2 separate regions of the Homo sapiens genome follow, and region 1 is linked to region 2. Evidence: chromatin loops called from intact Hi-C (ENCODE). Cell type or tissue: CD14-positive monocyte. All regions are shown on one strand. Region 1 holds the start of TAL1 (TAL bHLH transcription factor 1, erythroid differentiation factor). Region 2 overlaps LINC01389 (long intergenic non-protein coding RNA 1389).

Region 1 (2,500 bases), 200 kb after region 2:
CCCATTTTACAAATGAGAAAACTGAGGTTCAGAGATCAGTGACTAAAATTCGAACATGTGTTCTTTCCACTCCACCATGAAAGAATGAACCCAGAGACCCTCCGTGGGCTGAGCGCATCATCCAGCTGGCACTGAACTCAGATTTCTACCCCACAGTAAAGACCCTGGTCTCTGCAATGAGTTGAGCCCAGGTCCCTTTCCCTGGCTAGGTTTTGGCTGCCCCTCTTCATCAGCTGAGCCGCAGAGAAGACTCCGTGTCAAATTTCCTTCCAAGGCAGACTCCACCAAGCACTAGCTATGTATCATTCGAAAAGTTACTTTGACTTTCTGTGCCTCAGTTTTCTCTTCTGTAAATTAAGGATCCAGCTTCTCAGGACTGTTTGTGAAGAGTAGATTAGTATTTGCAGAATGCCTAGAATAGTGTTACAGTCGCTAGATTAAACTTTTTTTTTTTTTTTAAATACCATGTGGGGAGCAGTGTTCCTGGGCTCTGGGCTCAGCCTGAAACCTAGCAGAATAGGCATTTTATGTCCCTATTGACAGGGGTTCTGCCAGGCCGCCGTAGAGCCCATGGATTTGAGTTACCGGCTCTATTTTAGAAGGGGGTGAAGAGGTAGGGAAGGGCTGGGGAGCTTTCTGGGATAGGGAGACTGCCCATTGAAATCTGGGTGTCTGGGACACTGGAGGAAGAATAAGAAAGAAGCCCTGGGAGGTGACGATTTTGGTATCATGGTGGTCTTCAGAGGTAGGGACAGAGTGCTGGGGTGAGAGTCGCTGAAGAAAGGTGTCTGAAAGGTTAAGGGACTGAGGTTGTGGGAAGCTGGGGTTCCTGAGAGGCCTTGGGATTAGAGATGGGGGCTGGATCTGCTGGGTCCTAGACAGCGCGTCCAACGCTCCCCGCAGCGCGTTCCGGAGCCGGTCCTAGCGCCGCTCAACCAGTCCCCACTCCCTCCGGTGAAATTGCCAAATTAAAATGAATCATTTGGCCCATAATGGCCGAGGCGCTTATCGGGGGCGGGCGGACCCGCGGCAGTGCCTTATCTCTGCGGCGCACACGGCCCCGGCGCGCCTCGGCCCATGCTAACGAGGCCTGGAACGTGAGTGGGATTACAGCGCGTCGGTGGAGGGGCCGGGCGGGCGCGGGGCGGGCGGGGGAGCGGGGGCCGCGGGAGGGGCCGGGCCGCCGCCGCTCAGGACCGGGCCTCAAAATGGCCACACGCGTACCCCCGTAGCGGAAAAACGTGAGCATTCTGGCCTTTTTCTAGGGGAAAAGCAACCCGCGGCCTCCCACCGAATTCTTCATCAATTTCCTCCTCTTTTTCCCCACGTCCGCAAAAGAGGTCTTCGCTCCCTTTCCCTCGGTTCCTTTCGATGGCCGGGGGGGGCGGTGGGGGGGCATTTTCCACGGACGCCCCCGCCCCGGCTGCCGCCGCCCCTCCCGCCTCGGAGACTCTCTTCCTTCCTTCCCCCTTTTCCTTACGCAATATACAGAAATGCGCGAGGCTGTGGTTGGTTTTCATTTCTTCTTCGTGGTTGTGTGCATGCGGTGGGATTGTGAGAGTGCGTTCATGAGAACTGTGGGCGGCGTTGGCTGCTTCTAAGTGTGGTCTTCTTGGCGACAGGCTCTGTGTCCGAGTGTGGTGTGCCTGCGCGGTTGGGGTGTGTAGATGTGGACCCTTCGAGGCCCTTCTGCGTTTTCTTCGTTGCGTACGATTGTGCTCCGTTGGTGTTCTCAGCAGGGATCTGATTCTGTGTGTGGGGGTGTGTGGCCCCTGCGACTGTGTTTGGGTGGTGTCGTCGTTATGTCGGGCGTGTGTGATCCCGACTGTGCTGGATTGTGTGTCCGTGAGCCGCTGCGTTTGACTGATTTCGTTGTGTCCTGTTGGGCAGTGTGCGGGGCTGACCAAGTCGGCTTCTGGGGCAGTGCTAGGTGGTGTTTGTTTGCTGCCCTTCTGTGGGGCTGGACCCTGTGTGGTCCTGTCCGCACTGAGTTGTATGCCTGTGTGCCTGTGTCCTTTAGAGGTGCGTTTGCAAATCGCTGGGGGCGGGAGTGGGGGGAGGGCGAGCGAGAGATCGAGGCGCTGGTGGGGGCGGCGGCATGGGGGCGGGGAGCGGGATTTCACATTTTATTCCAAATTATGATGTATTCGGGAGCCAGTTGTTGGCTTGGGTGGGCGGACAGCGCCCGGTCGGCGGCTGCTCTGCCCGGAGGCCCGCCTGTGCCTAGGTGTTTGAGGGGTTCGTTGGTGAGTGGGAGGCTCCTCCAGGCTTGAAGCTGAGCAGCGCTCGCCGAGGCCGGCGCCTTCGAGCCGGTAGCTGCGGGCTTCGGTTCCCGCTGCACTCCGGCTTCATCCATTTCTGGTCAGTTTCGTGGGTGCGGCCGCCGGGCTCCAAGGGAGAGGCCCCGAAAGGACAATGGGCACATTCACCAGGCCTCGAGCCTCGGGTGGGGACATTCGGGATCACCTCCTGGGAAGATTTTCCCGCCCCCTCTTCGGGT
Region 2 (2,500 bases):
TCAGGGAAAGCGGCAAAGCCGGCGCGAGCCTCCTTCCCACTCTGGACCTAGCTGCAGCTCCAAAGCGAGATAGCTGTCTAGCCTCAGCCGGTACAGCTCCCGGCCCCTTTCTCCACCCGGATCTTCGGCTGCTCAGAAGCGATCAGCTCCCTTAGCCCAGGTGGGAGGCGGGAGACTCCAGATCCTGTGACCCGCGGAGGCAGACCTCAGACATGTTCCCCATGCACAGAAATGACTGGGGCTCCAGTGTGTGCACCTTCAACTCTGAAGCCCACCTGCCCACTTCAGGCGCTGGCGCGGAGATAACCACCACGCGTCTGCCGGGCAAAGTTCGAGAGTGAATTTACATCTTCTCTTTCCGCTACTCCTGGCCACTGTCCCCTCCCAGCCCCATCTCCCCCGCCCCCAACCCTGGACTATGTGGTAGGGGACTCGCTTAAGCACCCAAGTACTGCGCGGTTGTTGAGACCAAGGCGAGCTGCGGAGCCTGTGGGCTGTTGTTCGTGGGAAGAGGGTTGCGACCTCAGGAGAGACCGAAAACAGCGCCACTTGAAACCCGCCGGTCCTGAAGATCACAGAGTTCCCGGAGTGGTAGGGAAGGCTCCACGCTCTTGAGAGCAGAGGCGGCCAGGGGCAGTGGGGGACGCTTCCAGGTATGTGGGAAGGAGAACTTCATGTCTAAGTGCGCTCTTGTGGGTTTCTCGGCCAGCTGGGCCGAGCCTCTCTTTCTCTGTCCTCATGTGTCTGTCCTCTGGACAACAGTGGCTCTGTATGGCGGATTGCGACCCTGAGTGACGGGCGCCTGTCTTGCATCCTGTGTCCTGTGTCCTCCCCTCCAGACCTCATGCTTGGTGTCCACAGAGTGGACCCAGGACTGCCTGGAAGGCTTATCATCCAGGCCCGCGACTTCCCCCCAGAGTCTGAAGCCTTGCGACCTGGTCGGGGACGACAAACCTGCTCGGGGTCAACAGCGAGACCCTAGTGGGGAATGAGGATGGGTGAGGGTGCGCCTGGGTTGAGGGTCTGTGACTGTAGCATGGAAAAGGAGTTCATGCAGGGATCGCACTGAGGGACAGCCAAGAATACTCCAGCGGCAGCCTCCCTCCTACCAATTACACGCCGCCTGCTGGCACAGTGGCACCTCGGGAACAGGACGCCCTTCCGGGCCCTGAATTGGGGCAGCGCAGGAGGGAGGGTGCAGAGCCATAGCGACCTGTGTGTACCATAGACATGCACATGCGCTCACCTTCACGTGTAACCCTTCTGAGTCCCAGACAGGGTAACTGGCGAGGCCGTAAGTACCCTCGTGGGGGCGGAAATATTGCCGCGTCCCTGAGTCCTCTGGGCAGATGCAGAGCCGCGTAAGCCTCATAGAAGCAAAGCCAGGGGAACAGTGGGAGCTCTGGCCTCGCGGTGCGGACGCTAGTAATGGATTCCTGGGGAACAGCGACCTCTGGAGGAGCCTCTCATCCACACAGAGTCAGGAACTAAAGGACTGGTTCTGAGACAAAGCACCCTTTCCTCACCCTACTCCCATTCCACCCGCTTGGAAAAGTTATCCAGAGACTTTTAACCTCCGGACTCCACTCTTCGCTTATGTTTGCTTTTTTTTCCAACCTGTACCCACGCTTCAAAATCCCTGCTCCAGTCCTGCCTCTTCCAGAAAGAAGCCTTCTGGCCAGCCCAGTTCCTCTTCCCCTCTTCCTGTTCTGAGCTCATTCTCAGGCCACACTGCACAGCCAACCTGCTTCCTGCCTGCTCTTCTCCAAAAAGACTGTGAATCCACTCCACCCACGCCTTGTGTTGCATGCTGGGCATGCCGTTCCCTGCCCCAACCCACCCCACCCCCCAGTGAATAAAGACTGAAGTTATTCATTCCAAAATTGGACTGTTGATTTTTCAAAGTTAATTTCACCGATGGGGAAATTGAGACCCAGAGAGAGGGATGACTTGCCCAAAATCACACAGCAAACTGGTAGCAGAGGTGGAACTAGAACCCTACACCATTTCCCAGGCCAGGGTGCTCTTCATCTCACCTGGATGGGGAGCAGGTAATTTGGGGAGAACTCACTTTGATGGGTGAGACCTGAATTGAGGTTTCACACTGGAGCGGGGAATGCAGGAGGAAACTGAGAGAGTGGTCATTGCTCCAGGATGAGGCAGGGAGGGCAATGCTGTGCTGGGAGGCCAGACCCTTCTTTCTCCCATCCTCAGCCCAGATCAAGCTACTTGGAAGGACTTCACATTTCAGGGGTTGGCTGCATTTCTTACATCAGCAAGTGGGCAGGGCTAAGGTCTGGGAACAGACTCAACTCTGGAAAATACCACCCTCCCCCATCCACCACCACCACCCAAGGGAAGGAGGAGCTGAGAAACCTCTCCTGCTCATACACTCAGAGGGCACTGCAGAGACCCCAGATCAACAGGAGGCCTTCTGGTGCTTGCAATTCAGTTAGTGAAAAGGTGGAAGTGTGATTTGCATGAGGCTCTAGTGATACCT

The links. A loop is a pair of places that touch in the nucleus more often than their neighbours do. Peaks named below come from ENCODE experiments on the same cell type or tissue, not always from the same donor. Only the 100,000 strongest peaks of a DNase experiment are listed, where the experiment ranks them.
Region 1: it touches region 2 in a loop (4-fold over the local background); 6 of 110 quality-filtered maps call a loop at or near these places.

Annotation. Positions count from the first base shown.
Region 1 is chr1:47,230,908-47,233,407 of GRCh38, reverse strand. TAL1 (TAL bHLH transcription factor 1, erythroid differentiation factor) reads left to right here and starts at 1,183. Exons shown (of 5, transcript NM_001290403.2): 1 at 1,183-1,241. RefSeq lists enhancers at 1,014-1,987, 1,988-2,500. In CD14-positive monocyte, no CTCF peak of the experiment used is centred here; DNase peaks (open chromatin) are centred at 967 and 1,517; H3K4me3 peaks cover 1,789 bases; H3K27me3 peaks cover 2,423 bases.
Region 2 is chr1:47,431,516-47,434,015 of GRCh38, reverse strand. All of the region lies in intron 1 of LINC01389 (long intergenic non-protein coding RNA 1389), which reads left to right. It overlaps FOXD2-AS1 (FOXD2 adjacent opposite strand RNA 1), which reads left to right. Exons shown (of 1, transcript NR_026878.1): 1 at 1-1,883. Among named protein-coding and RNA genes, the nearest start is that of FOXD2-AS1, 1.9 kb to the left of the region's middle. RefSeq lists a silencer at 2,292-2,401. In CD14-positive monocyte, CTCF peaks have their summits at 1,249 and 1,448 (motif pointing left); DNase peaks (open chromatin) are centred at 1,435 and 1,715; H3K4me3 peaks cover 1,857 bases; H3K27me3 peaks cover 1,923 bases.